Linked DNA regions of Homo sapiens: all the other regions are linked to region 2. A link is a contact called in ENCODE Hi-C or POLR2A ChIA-PET data. All regions are on one chromosome and are shown on one strand. Each heading gives the region's core, a stretch centred on a gene start or an enhancer-like site at or near the end of the contact. The rest is flanking DNA. Distances are from core to core; before and after follow the strand shown.

The links. Hi-C counts contacts between places; a loop is a spot of excess contacts on that map. ChIA-PET counts read pairs that join two places held with the same protein, here RNA polymerase II (POLR2A). Pooled maps may share reads with other maps.
Region 1: a loop to region 2 is called in a map of thyroid gland, with 1.9 times the contacts of the local background. The contact joins two enhancer-like sites. A Hi-C loop is called at or near these places in 1 of 168 maps with a recorded cell type or tissue (thyroid gland) and 10 of 50 pooled maps. POLR2A ChIA-PET finds 5 or more read pairs at or near these places in 1 of 52 experiments (CD8-positive, alpha-beta T cell).
Region 3: a loop to region 2 is called in a map of CD8-positive, alpha-beta T cell, with 1.8 times the contacts of the local background. The contact joins two enhancer-like sites. A Hi-C loop is called at or near these places in 3 of 168 maps with a recorded cell type or tissue (CD8-positive, alpha-beta T cell, OCI-LY7 and endothelial cell of umbilical vein) and 10 of 50 pooled maps.

What each region holds. Positions count from the first base shown.
Region 1 is chr6:170,149,727-170,153,793 of GRCh38, forward strand. It overlaps LOC101929614. Among named protein-coding and RNA genes, the nearest start is that of LINC01624, 120 kb to the right of the region's middle. RefSeq lists an enhancer at 2,811-3,714. Within about 2 kb of position 2,350, at least 21 of the 41 ENCODE cell types and tissues checked have a DNase peak (open chromatin) inside an H3K27ac peak, as active enhancers do.
Region 2 is chr6:169,988,753-169,993,207 of GRCh38, forward strand. No RefSeq gene overlaps it. Among named protein-coding and RNA genes, the nearest start is that of LINC00242, 190 kb to the left of the region's middle. Within about 2 kb of position 1,564, at least 4 of the 41 ENCODE cell types and tissues checked have a DNase peak (open chromatin) inside an H3K27ac peak, as active enhancers do.
Region 3 is chr6:169,828,823-169,833,517 of GRCh38, forward strand. No RefSeq gene overlaps it. Among named protein-coding and RNA genes, the nearest start is that of LINC00242, 32 kb to the left of the region's middle. Within about 2 kb of position 3,294, at least 3 of the 41 ENCODE cell types and tissues checked have a DNase peak (open chromatin) inside an H3K27ac peak, as active enhancers do.

The DNA.
Region 1 (4,067 bases), core at 1,100-3,599, 160 kb after region 2:
AGCTTCACCCTCCCCAGCAAGCCTGCTGCCTGCCACCCCTCCACTGCCTGCAGTGTAGACAGAGCCTCACCCCCCACCACAAGCCTTCTGTGTAGACAGAGCCTCACCTACCTGACAAGCCAGCTGCCCACCACCCCTCCAGTGACTGCTGTGTAGATAGAGCTTCACCCCTCCCAAAAAGTCTGCTGCCTGCTGTCCCTCCACTGCCTGCAGTGTAGACAGAGGCTCATTCACCGCCAAGCCTGCTACCTGCTGCCCCTCCACTGCCTGCAGTGTAGACAGGGACTTACCTACCCCACCAGCCTGCTGCCTGCTGCCCCTCCACTGCCTGCAGTGTAGACAGAGGCTCACCCCCCCCACAAGCCTGCTGCCTGCCATCCCTCCACTGCCTACAGTGTAGACAGAGGCTCATCCCCCGCCAACAAGCCTGCTGCCTGCCGCCCCTGCACTGCCCGCAGTGTAGACAGATCTTCACCCTCCCCAACAAGCCTGCTGCCTGCCACCCCTCCACTGCCTACAGTGTAGACAGAGGCTCACCTCCTGCCAACAAGCCTGCTGCCAGCCGCCCCTCCACTACCTGCAATGCAGACAGAGCCTCACTCACTTCCCAGTGGCTTCTGGGGAGGAGGAATCCCTCCCTGAGTCCTCAGGCCCCTCATGTGGGTGAGTGTGGGTGGAGGGCGGCCTGGGCAGCAGCTGCTGGAGGAGCTGCAAACTCTGCCATCAGTGTACACAGTGATCCAGGTGCTGCCTCTGGCAATTCACGGGAGAATCCCAGAAAGTTCCGTGACATCATCTCCATAATCCCCAGTACACAGTGAAGCCGGAGCTGGAGAGAGATGGGCAGGTGGGGCTGGGGACCCAGGGATCATGACGGGGCACCTGGGGCGGGCACTGCTGGGCACTGCTGCCTCAGAACCTACTCAAGGTTCCACCTCCCAACACCGTTGCTTTGGGGATTAAATTTCCAACACAGGAGCTGTGAGGACATGATCAAATCACTGTGCCAGCTGGTCACCAGGGGGCCACCACTCCAAGGAACCCTGAAGATGGTGGACAGGAATTAGGAAGTGTTGAACCGTCTTAGATGGAATGCTGTTCATATGAAAGCAAGACGCTCTATCCTAGAATTGCTTTTATCATTTGGTTCTATTGCCACTTTTCGAAAATTGTGTGACGTGAAGCATGCAGAAATAAAAAGAAGTAACACAGAAATTCTCAGGTCCATCAGCCAAGGGGGCCTTGCTGACTGCAGGCGGAGGTCTCAGGCCCGCCCAGCCCTGGCGTCTCCGCAGGGCTCTGACCCCGAGACAGCTCCACAGCCCCCTCTATTCTCCCCCGGCGCTCACAATTCAACAACATGGACTTCATATTTGCCATTTGACAACTTGCCTTTTTCTGATAGGGCTCCAGTTGTGAAGTTAGCAAGAGCCTGAAGGCTTTTTTAAAAGGAAAGAAAAAATGTATATTTTTCTAAAAAAAAAAAATTCTAAGGGTGGTAAATTCCCTTAAGGTAAATCTGCTTCCCAGCTAATGCAAGAGCTGCAAGCAGCTGGGAAATGGGTGTTGTATTGTCTAGCCTGGCTCTGGGAACGGATTCATAGCTGCTGCCTGGAAGGTTAAAATGTGCAGAGGATTCGTGGAGAACAAGGAGAAAACCAAGACAGTCAGTTCGGTTTGGTTCCTGAGGGGGAAGCCCTGGGCTCATCATGGACGCCTAGAGGAGCGGGCGGCAGAGGCAGCTCCAGGCAGCTCCCGAGGGGAACCTGGGTATTTGGAAATCCTGGGGGAGTAGCTGAGGGAGGTGATTTAGAAGGTGATACTTTGGGCCTCGTGTCTTTTCTTTGGCTCTCTGTTGCTGGAGCAGAAAGACAGAGCAGTCTCAGGCATGCTTCCCTCCTCTCCTGGGCCAGCCTCGGATCAGCTGAGAGCCACAGCAGGGAGGGTGGGAAACCCAGGCTGGTGTTCCTGAGACAGCTCCTCCCGCCTGCCCCTGTCTCCTTCTGCTGAGTAGAAACAAAGCACTTCTCCCCACGTGGCAACGTAAATCAGGGATGTGTCTTCATCTCTAGTGATAAATAGGACTTTGTTTCATTCATTCTGAGGTGTTTAGAAAAGAACTGTTAAAAAAAAAAAAGCCAGATTGTCCCTCAAATTGTTCCTTCAATGCCTGGACACCTTTCTCCAGCCCTAGCAGGGCAAACGTCTGGGGATGTCAGACCGGACAGGAAAACCTTGAACTCCTTCAGAGCAGGAGGCTTTCCAGAATTCCAGGACGTCCCAACTCTCCCGCCGTGAGTGGCAGCTCAGCAGACCCGGAAGGAAGTGCGACCACGACTTTCCGCACTGAGGTCCTCAGCAAATGTTGATCCACGGGCTCCACGGCGCAGCCAGCACCGACTTCTCCACCCACTGGCCACCGAACCCTGTTCTCGCCAAGGCCTCCTTTGTCCACGCCTCCGAGGAGCTCGGCCCGGTGGTCACAAGTGCAGCCAAGAATGAGGGGCTATTTGGGTCAGGCAAGCCTGCCATGTTTCGGGAAAGTTGCCCCGGGGTTAGGAAACGCTCCATCTGAGGGAAATGGAGCTCCCCACCGGTTCTTGGAGCCCAGGCGTCGCCCACCCTGCTGGTTTTCTCTTTGGTGGGATTGTCTTTGAATTCCATTGTTGGCCTAGTTTCCTGAGCCAAACCTCAAACAGCTTGGCTGAGAGAGCACAGAACAGGAAAATCAGCTCGGAGAGAGGCTGGTCATAAGGAAATAGTCACTCGGCCGATGACGTCCACAGTCCCCTGACGTCTGTCCCCAGCATTGAGCAGCGGAAGCCACAGATTCTTGAAGCGGGAATTCAAGTCCTCAGGCAAAGGCGCATTGTGACTGTCTGATCAGCATTTCCTATTGATCTCTTTACAAATTACCTTTGTTCTCTAAGGCCAGGCAGGCATCTGGAGGCTGGAGCGGGAGGGCCATCGGGTGAGGCCCCGGCCAGCGCCTCAGACTGCCAGAGAGCCTCAGCCCCGCCCCACACCGTCCCAGGTCCCTGCCTGGAGGATCTGGAGCTGGGGACTGCTGTGAGGTGGACACGGTGCAGCTGATTCCAGGGCGCCCTGAGCTGAAGCAACACCGTGCAACCAGTCGCAGGTGCTCAGGACGAGCCGTACCAAGAGGGACGTTCCTCTGCCAGATCAAACGTGGGGTGGTTGTTCGGCCCAAGGCTGCCCGTGCTGTTCCCTGCACCCCAGTAAGCCAGGTTATGGGGTGAGCTCTGGCCCTGCCCTCCCAACCTCCCCCCCACCGGCTGGCTGGAGGCCCTGTGCTCGCCCGCCCGCCAGGCTGCGGCTGCCCTGCAGGAGCTGGGACTGACTCTAATTGTGATTTGATCCCGTTGTGTTTTCTCTGTGAAGTGCTTCACTGTTAGAAAAGTGAAGGGCTGCCGCCCGGCTGCATAAATTCCTCACACATCAATGTCCCCATTACAGCATGAGTCAGCAGCCCTGCCGGCAGGTGCTGAGAGTTTGGCGGCCAGCCCACTCCTGCAGAACTTCCAGAGCGAGCCATCTCCACGCAGAGGGGGAGCCTCCCAGTGAACCCCAAGCTGAAGACTGCCCTCTATCACCTCGTTTGTGGCAATGGGGGCTGTGGGGGAGGGGGAAGGAGGCATGTGCTGTTAGTAAGAGGCTCACATCTGACAAAAAAATACCATTCCCAGAAAGTCAGGCCTTTGAGGCGATCGCTACCTCACAACCATGACTCCCCCAGTCCCACCTGCATGAGCCGGACACGCCTGTCACATGGTGGCCTGCACCGAGCACCCGCACACCGGCCCCCACAACACCCCACTAGCTCTGCAGAAGGCCCCCTCCACCCACGCCCACCCCAGTGGACTCCAGTAGGTGGGCGCCCAGGTTGACTCCAATCCACAAGCAACCGCGGAAAGAGCAAGGCTGGGAAACCGGCAGGGGCCGCCAGGACCACAGCAACCTTCCTCCCTGCGCCTGCAGTCAGAGGTGCCCTGTGTCCCCGGAGGAGAGCGAGGGGCTCGGGAGGGTCCTCACTCACAGGCACCGGG
Region 2 (4,455 bases), core at 314-2,813:
CCCATGTGCACACCGGGCACCTCCTTCATGGCCTCAGCCTCCCTGGTCCCCGATTTGCACTGGACCTGTGACCAGGGCTTCCTCACCTGAAGATCGACCCGGTGCCAGCCTCCGTCCTGCTCCCCCAGGCTCAGCCTCCCCACAACCCAGTGGCCTCCCCCTCCCACGGCCCCCTCAGCCGGGCACCATCACACTCTTGGGTTCACATCGGGCCACCTCCTGGCTGGGCGGGATGAGCCCTGTGGGGCTGGGACGTGCATGTCAGCAAAGGAGCCAGCACCAGGCTGGTCTGGAGATGCTAACCCAGAGGTTCCTGGATCTGGCAGGCTGTGCGCGGCCCTCCTGGCCTGGCCGTGTCCTCAGCTGGTGCTGCAGCCCATCCTCTCTGATCCGCACAGACCTGTGGCCACCCTTGTGTGTGTCTGCGGCACATTTAAATTACACATGAATTGAGAGAAGGACCTGCCCCGTGGACCTCTGCAGCCTCCACAGGACCTGCAGGTGCGGAGTGGTTCCTTTCTCATGGTGTCGAGGGCCAGCAGGCTGCACTCTGTCTCCCCACGCGAAGTGCCACAAATAGCCGATGTCTCCCCGCCCTTTCCTCAGCTGCTACTGCTGGGTTCTAACCTCCAACAGGCCAGCCCCAAACCAGGCCCCTGGCACCTGCTCAGGCCAGCCAGCCCGTCGGCCCCTCTGTGGGTGTCTGGTCTCAGGCCCTGACCTCTGGTGCTATGCCTCAGCACCCAGAAATGCTCTGCACGCAGTGGTCCCCGGTCCACAAAATGCACCCCTGTATGTTCACACACATGCATGTGTTCCAATAATACACACTCACAAGCCTCACATACACACATATGCCTATACAGTACACACAGGCACACACAATAAAACTCATACACACACATACACACACACATGACACACACAAGCACATACGTGCATATACATTACACACATACAACACACACAAGAATGCAAACACACATATGCATATACATTACACACAGGCACACACAACACACTCATATGTACACACGTACACAACACACAACACTCATGAGCACACACGCATATGCATATACATTACACACGGGCATACACAACACACATGCATACACACAGGTACACACAATAAAACTCACATGCACACACATACACACACAACACACACAAGTATGAGACCCCACAGTCAACCAGATCGAAGTAAACGGACGATTGGATGGAGCGGAAATCCCCTATCACCCTCTGCTTTGAATAGTTTGCTATCTGCATGATTTAAAGGAAAACTGAAGCTCTTATTAGAATAAAGTAAAAATGATCATTTCTTACCTTAAAATATAAACACGTGTCTGTATGTCATGTGTGGCCTGTCAGGAAGATGATTTGCATTGTCGGTTTCTGAGTGTGCTTTACAGGAAATAAAGGATGAGGCCCCTTCACGTGATGGGCTCCCGTCTTGCACGCTGGTTACCCCTTGGAGCTTCCCGTTTATGTGGATTGTGGCAGTGACTTGAAGTGGAGCCGAGTGTAGTGACCTCTTGTTAACGCCAGAGAGGTCTGTGGACCAGTGTGCTTTCTGCTCACATCGACTGAGAGTGCCACTGGGTAACAGCGGCATTCTCACTGAGTGTTTTCTTCATCATACAACTGCACCTCTGACGATCTCAGCCCACACAGTGGGAGGCGCTCCGAGGGCACGGGAAGCACCGGGCGACCTCAGGAGCTGCAGCGCCGCCAAGATGTTGGCCTCTTTTATTTCCTCACTTTCCCTTTTATATGGTTTTAGCTCTCACATTCTATTTAACTCTCTTTATAGCCATTTGCCATTGTGTGAGATGGCAGTTGCCTGCAATCTCCTGGGACTTGCTACTCTGGACGGAGGCTGAGCCCCTGAAGTCCACCCATCTATGACTCCTGGTCCACCCAGGCATTGGCCCTGCCTGGGGATCGTGCCTGAGTCTGCGCGGCCCTCTCCACTCAGAGCCGCCTCAGAGCCTCCTCCACAGCCCACGTAGCCCTGCCCGCTTTCCCTGGGATTTCGGGTGCAGTCGCAGGGTTAGGGGTGAGGGTTGGCCCCCCTCCAGGCAGGAGTGCCAAGTCCTTTCCAGTGCGGCTGCCCAGTCTACCGCGGACCTCAAGGTTTGGAGGCAAATGGCCCCACATCCCTCCTGACACCAGGACACCCAGACTTTCTGTTCCTGCAGGTCCCATGGGTGTCGGATGGGGCCTCAGGCTGAGCAGCGCATGTGGGTGCCCAGTTCATTTGTGAAACACCTTCTGTGTCCTCTGCAATCACCCTGCAGGGCTGTTCAGGGTCCTCGTGGGTGTGAGGTCTGCAGGACAGCGGCCCACAAGGTGCCCACGCCCATTCTCAGAACCTGAAATGTGTCACCTGTGTGGCAAGAGGGGCCGTGCAAATGCCATTAAATCGAGGACACTGAGCAGGGAGGTGTTGCCACATGATTCAGGGGGCCTGATGTCCTCACGGGCATCCATAAAAAGGAAAAGAGGGAGGTGGAGGGTCGGGCTGGCCAGAAGGCCAGGCACAGACCAGACAGAGGCTGGGGTAGAGCACAGAGAGGGTTTCTCCCAGGAGCCTCCAGAAGGAACCAGCCCTGCCCACTTCTGGATTTTCGCTCACAAAGACTTGGGCGGGATTTCTGACCTTGAGAACTGGAAGGAAATAAATTTGTGTTCTTTAAAGCCACTAAATTCATGGAAATTTGTTGCAGCAGCAAGAAGAAAGGACTCCGTTGCAGAAGAGGTCTGTAAAAAAGATCTTTGGTATCTATCATTTTTAGTTGCGTGTATTCCAAAATCTCCCAGTCTGAAATTTTTAAGATGTTTTTTGATGAAGAAAAGTTTATAATTTAAATATGGTCAAATTACCAACATTCTATATTTAGCTTTCTTTAAGATAAGCTTTCCTATTTCAAGGAGTAAAAGATACTCACCTATATGGTGTAAATTAATGGAGAGATATATCATGTTCATAGATAGGAAATGACAATTTTAGCCAGTTTGAATCTATAGACTCAGCCCAATTCAAATCAAAGTCCCAATAGAGTTTTCTATGGAGCTCAATGAGCTGATTCTCCAAGTGTGAGGAAAGAAGGATCCAGGGAAAGCCCATACTCCTTGCTGTGGTGTTTAGGGGGGTGAAATTTTTGTGTCAACTTGACCGGGCCAAGAGGTGCCCAGATACTTGGTCAAGCATTATTCCAGTGTGTCTGTGAGGGTGTTGTTGCGGGAGACTGACATTTGAACCTGAGCATGAGAAAGGTGTGGGCCTTGGTGTGTCTGTGAGGGTGTTGCTGGGGGAGACTGATGTTTGAACCTGAGCGTGAGGAAGGTGTGGTGGGCCTCGTCTGAACAGTTGATGACCTGAATACGACAAAAGGGTTGAGAGACAGAACTGGGATGAGAACTGACGCCGGCAGCTCTCTGGGTTGCCACTGGCATATCTTGGACTTTGCCTCCATGACTCAGTGAACCAGCTCCTTATTGTCTATGTATATGTCCACTTCGTTCTGTTTCTCTGGAGAACCCAGGCTAATCCAGTGTTCCAGTTTCTGCAGGTTTCTGAGGTACCACCCCACCCTTCCTCTGTGCCCCACACGCCTCTCAGAACACTGATCAGGCCCAAGTCACCAGGGATCTGGGAAATGCAGGAAGGATGGGGGAATGAGCTCTGTGAATTCACGCAGAATGCTGAATGCATAATTTATCACCCTAAGTAAAGACATCCTCAGATACAAAGGGCATAGAGTTGAGCTTCCCAGTGAGACGTACACCCTTAGCCTCCTCCCCGCAGCCCGTCCAGGACAGGAAGTACGAGGAAAGCCTTCTGCGGTGCCTGCAGCGGGCGGGTGGCTTCCTGTCCCAGACTGAGGTGCCTGTCCCAGATCTCGGGGGCAGCCCCACAGGCATGGCCGGCAGAGCCGCGGGACAGGCCCCCCTCTACAGAGGCCGCTCAGGGTGTTTTCTCTGCCAGGCCCCAGCCAGGGTGAGGAAGCAGAAATGACCTACTTTCCCTCTGGTGATTTGCTATCCTGATGGCCTCTCCCTGTGGAAGAGATGCAGAGGCCAAGGTGAAGGACAGCGGCTCCCTCCAGCACCCGGCCAGGCGGGCCATGGGCCAAGCAGGTGGGCCCTCTGCCCCAGGGGTTCCGGGTGTGCCGGGTGGTGTGGGAGAGGCCTCTGCTCCTTCTGAGCTGCAGAGAGTGGGGCTGGTCTGAGGCCGCCCTGCCTCTAGGCCATCCCTGCCAGTCTTGTCTGCAGCCCCGTTGCCAGGGCGCAGTCCTAGACAACCTGTCACATGCCTGAGGTCAGAGGTCAGGGTTGCTCCTAGGTTCTGAAGCCTTGGACCAGGGGACCGGCCGGAGCTTCTGTGCCTGAGAATGCTGAGCCGGTCCAGCATGGCCCAGGTCGATTGTGCAATCCTGGGCCAATAGC
Region 3 (4,695 bases), core at 2,044-4,543, 160 kb before region 2:
CAGCAACAGGAACGCACGTCAATGTTGTGCACAGGGAGGGTGCTCACCCTGATGGGGGCGACACAGGGAGGGTGCTCACCCTGATGGGGGCGACACAGGGAGGGTGCTCACCCTGGTGGGGGCGACACAGGGAGGGTGCTCACCCTGGTGGGGGCGACACAGGGAGGGTGCTCACCCTGGTGGGGGCGACACAGGGAGGGTGCTCACCCTGGTGGGGGCGACACAGGGAGGGTGCTCACCCTGGTGGGGGCGACACAGGGAGGGTGCTCACCCTGGTGGGGGCGACACAGGGAGGGTGCTCACCCTGGTGGGGGCGACACAGGGAGGGTGCTCACCCTGGTGGGGGCGACACAGGGAGGGTGCTCACCCTGGTGGGGGCGACACAGGGAGGGTGCTCACCCTGGTGGGGGCGACACAGGGAGGGTGCTCACCCTGGTGGGGGCGACACAGGGAGGGTGCTCACCCTGGTGGGGGCGACACAGGGAGGGTGCTCACCCTGGTGGGGGCGACACAGGGAGGGTGCTCACCCTGATGGGGGTGAGGGTGGGGCTTAGGGGAAGGCACCTCTGAGCTGTCTTTGGGTTGAAATTGAAATTAAAGGAGGGAGGAAATGGGGGAATAAAAAGTGCAAAGGCCCTGGGGCCACCTGAGCGCCCCTTGGAGAATTGTGGCCAGGCCCTAGCCAAGGAGCCCTGAGCCCAGGTGAGGTCTCAGACTTCAGGGTGGCAAGGAGACCTGGGGGCTACCCCTGCAGACCACACATGCCTGGAAAAGCTTTTGGAGTTTATTTCTGGGGCAAAGTGAAGCCAGTGAAGGGCCCGGGTAGAGGAACAAACCCCTGACTGTGTTTTAAAGGCTCACAGCCAAAGACCACAGGGACAGACCAGCCTGGTGGTCCAGGCAGGGCCGAGGTGGCTTGGGCTGGAACAGCTGCGTGGGGGAAAGGATGGCACAGAGGGTACTTGGAGGTGGGGGATGAGGAGAACCAAGGGACAGAGGATGACTCCGTGTTCGGGCCTGAAACATTGGGTAGACTGACAGTGAGGCCATTTGCTTGGCAAAACAAGGGGGCAGTGGGGTACGGACAGGAGGGCGTTGGCTGCTTTCAGCTGAGTGTCTTGTCATGTCCCATGCAGGTGCAGGAAGCACAGGGGAGGGGCCAGGGCCAAGCAAGGGCTGGTGAGTGAGCCTCAGCTGCAGGGCTGGACAGAGTCATCTGGGGGAGAGGTGGGGCAGGAGGATGCCTGGAAGCCAAGAGGAGACACTGTTCCAGAGGTGAATGCTCCATCACCACTGAGGCCAGCAGAGAAGTGAGCATGGGGGTCCTGGCCTGCTGGCTTGGACTTCCTAACTGTGGGGTACTGCCCACAGGGCCAGAGGGAAACACTTAGGGGCCCTAACCACACACAAGACCTTACAATTCTCTCCCACATGTAACTCAAATATGTATATCTGTATTTTGCAACAAGACAAATTTTAAACTATGGTTTAAAAAAAATCCCCCTGAATTTGCTGATTGCAAACTTCTTGGCAAATCTGTCCAGGCTGAACTTTTCTCCATCTTCCTCTGCTGCTGCTGTTTTGCCTGCTTTTCAAGTGCTTAGGACACTTACTTGGCCATTAGTCAGATTAGACTGGCTGCTTCTAAATTAGTCCCTTGGCCAGGATCACCTCTCTCTATAATAGAGAAATTGTTTCAGGTGCCTTCGATGGCATCCTCAGCCCAGAGCATTAAGTCCTGGTGGCATCACAGGCCTTGGCCACCCACCTAGGTCACAGCTCCCTTGACTGATCCTTCTCCACCCCCTAGGCACCTGGACTCAGGCCCCCAGAGGGCCACTCACCATCACCTGGCTATGCCTGGCATTTTCCACATCCCTGCTCCAGTGTCTGGGTGTCTGGGCAGACTTCCTGGTTCACAGATGGAGCCTTCTGGCTGTGCCCCCACGGGGCGGAAGGAACAAGGCAGCTCCCTGGGGCCTCTTTTGTAGGGGCACTAATCCCACCATGAGGCTCCACCCTCCGAACCTCATCACCTCCCAAAGGCCCCACCTCCTAACACTGTCACCTTGTGGGTGAGGTTTCAGCCTAGGAATTTGGGACGCTTGCGCATTCTGCCTGGAGCATTAACCACGTATCTTCCCTGTGTTTGCCAAGGATGTGTCCGGAGACTTTAGTCAGTCCTAAAATTCTCCCTCCCGCTAGTGAGTGACCTGAGCAGTGCATCCTGCAGCAGCCCAGCCCTCAGGTGTTCATCCTCCAGCAGCGCAGCCCTGCCCACCCTCGGGAGGAGGAGGGGCCCGGCGCTGACACCTGCGGCCTTCTCAGTGCCACAGCCGGGCTCTGCATCCCTGCAATGCTCCACAGCTGCAAGGCTGCTCACTCACTTTGCACAGTGGCTCCCAAACCCCATTTGCAATTTTCCCTCCGAGACCCTCACAGCAGCTGGGGCCTCCTCTTCAGGCCATGTGTCCCTTCTTCAAGAGTCAAAATGAGAACAAGTCCGTCTCTTCCTTTTCTTCCTCCAAGCTTGGGGAGGCAGCAGCTTCCTCTCTGGCCCCCAGTTAAGGACCTTCTACCTACGGATTCCCTACATCAAGTCCCTCATGGGAATTATCTGTTCTGGTAGCTTCCGTGGCTTCTTTCTCTTCCCAGACCCTGACAGATGACCACGCGTGGCTTGCTGAAGCCATAGCTGTATGAGGACACTGGCAGAAACGGCTGCTGTTCTTCTTGCTTCCCAAAGGGCAGAGATACCTCGAGTCACAGAAGGATGAGGAAGCGTCTTCTCACACCCCTGACTTCATCTGCTGGGAGCTGGTGGCTGAGGGCGGCTGGTTTGCTCTAACCCTTCAACACCGATGAGTGGAAAGGGCCAAGGAAGCAACCCCCGCAAACTGCCTGGTTGCCAAGAGGTCTCCCAGGTAGGGGACAGACTCGGGTCCTGCCGGCAGCTGCGCAGGGAGGGTCTCCATGACGCAATATCTCCACACCACGGCAGGGGGCGCTGTTCACGTGCGCGAGAACGCTCCTTAGTGACCAGAGCCTTTGCTCCAGGGACAGGAGCTGCCTCAGAGCACAATTTGCTGCTTTGAAAAGGGATTTAGAACAGGAATTCCCTCAGACTTGGTAACAGTAGATGCCGTGTGAGCGGAAGAGCATCTTCAGGGAAAACGTGTGAGAAATGGGGGAGAGGAAACCTGACTCCAAATAAACCAAGAACACGGCAGAAATTAAGGAGCTCGCAAAAGCTGTGAGAGGGCAGCGAGTTGCCAGTTCATATAAATGAAGAGATCAGCAGAGTCCACCGCCGACTGGTTGCGAAGAAGTCTAAAAACAGACCCAAGGATTCGGAAATTCGGGGCCGTCGTAGAGCCACTCATTTCAGTAGAACAGTAAGTGCAGAAACCAGATTTATACACACAGGTATATACATGGATACACACATCTATACACACACTAGTTTTCTATTTGTGTTTTAAAATTTAACTTTTTATTTTGATGTTTAAAGAGTACATACAAATGTAGAAAGGACTGTGTAATGAACTCCCATGTACCAAGTACCACCTGATTAATAATTAAGTGGCTTATGACTAATAATTATTGACTCACGACTCAACTTGTTTAATCAGTTTCTGCCTGTCCCCACTCTCTATCTCTCTTTCTCTTTGGATTGGAGTATTTTCTGGCCATCCCAAAAGATATAATTTTATGTAACTACTGTGTCTCTAATGGATAAGGGCTTTTTAAGAGCAGCAGAGGGAGAGAATTGGGACAGAACCCAGAGCCACAGGGAGAGCTGTGTCCTTGAGCAGCACAGATCCGAGGCAGCGCCTCTGGTTGCCCAGCTAGTTTAGAAGCATGATCAAACATGTGACATGAGAAGCAATATTTACCCTTCTAAAATGTGGCTTCAAGGATAGATTGGTTTAAGCCAAGCCTCCTTTACTTTTCCAAATAAGAACAGACACACACTGATAGGAAATGAAACAGGAAATGGCCCCCCTGGCTAATGTGTGGGTAGGGTGAGATGATTCCTTTAACTTGCTCAGCATGAGTGCCTTCTCAGGATGTGACAGGAGTTCATGTCGGGATTTAAGAACATGGACTTCTTGGATCTGTTGGTTGTATGTTCTTGGGAAAGTTACTTATGCCTCAATTTCACCTGCAAATTGGGGTTAATAATGTTTAAGGTCACAAGGTTGTTCCAAGGATAACACGAGAGGGTGCATGTAAAGAGGTGGGTGTAGCACCTGCCGTGTAAGAACTGCTCAGCCTACATTAGCTGTAATGACGATTGGTGAAGACACCCGCTTGTTAACTGTTGTGTTCTGTGAGCCCCCCAGAAGCACCTTGTCCGTAATTATCACACAGAAGGCCTTTTCCTCCACTTTCACCGTACACAGAAATAATATGTAAGGCCCAGACTTAAAATGTAGGCTGTCATTTTTTTCCTACTCGAAAATAATAGAGAGAAACATTTCTTTTTTTCTTTTTATTTCTAGTGCACCTATATATGTGTAAGAATGGTTTATTACTCTCGATCTTCTAAGTTAATTTTGGGGGAAAATAGTAACTCCTTCAAGACTCTAGAGTTTCCTTTAGCCAATTAGACATTGTGATGACTCATCTGAGAGAGTATGAGTAGGCTGCTTATGAAATTTATTCTGCCACCCAAAGATGATAAACTTAAAG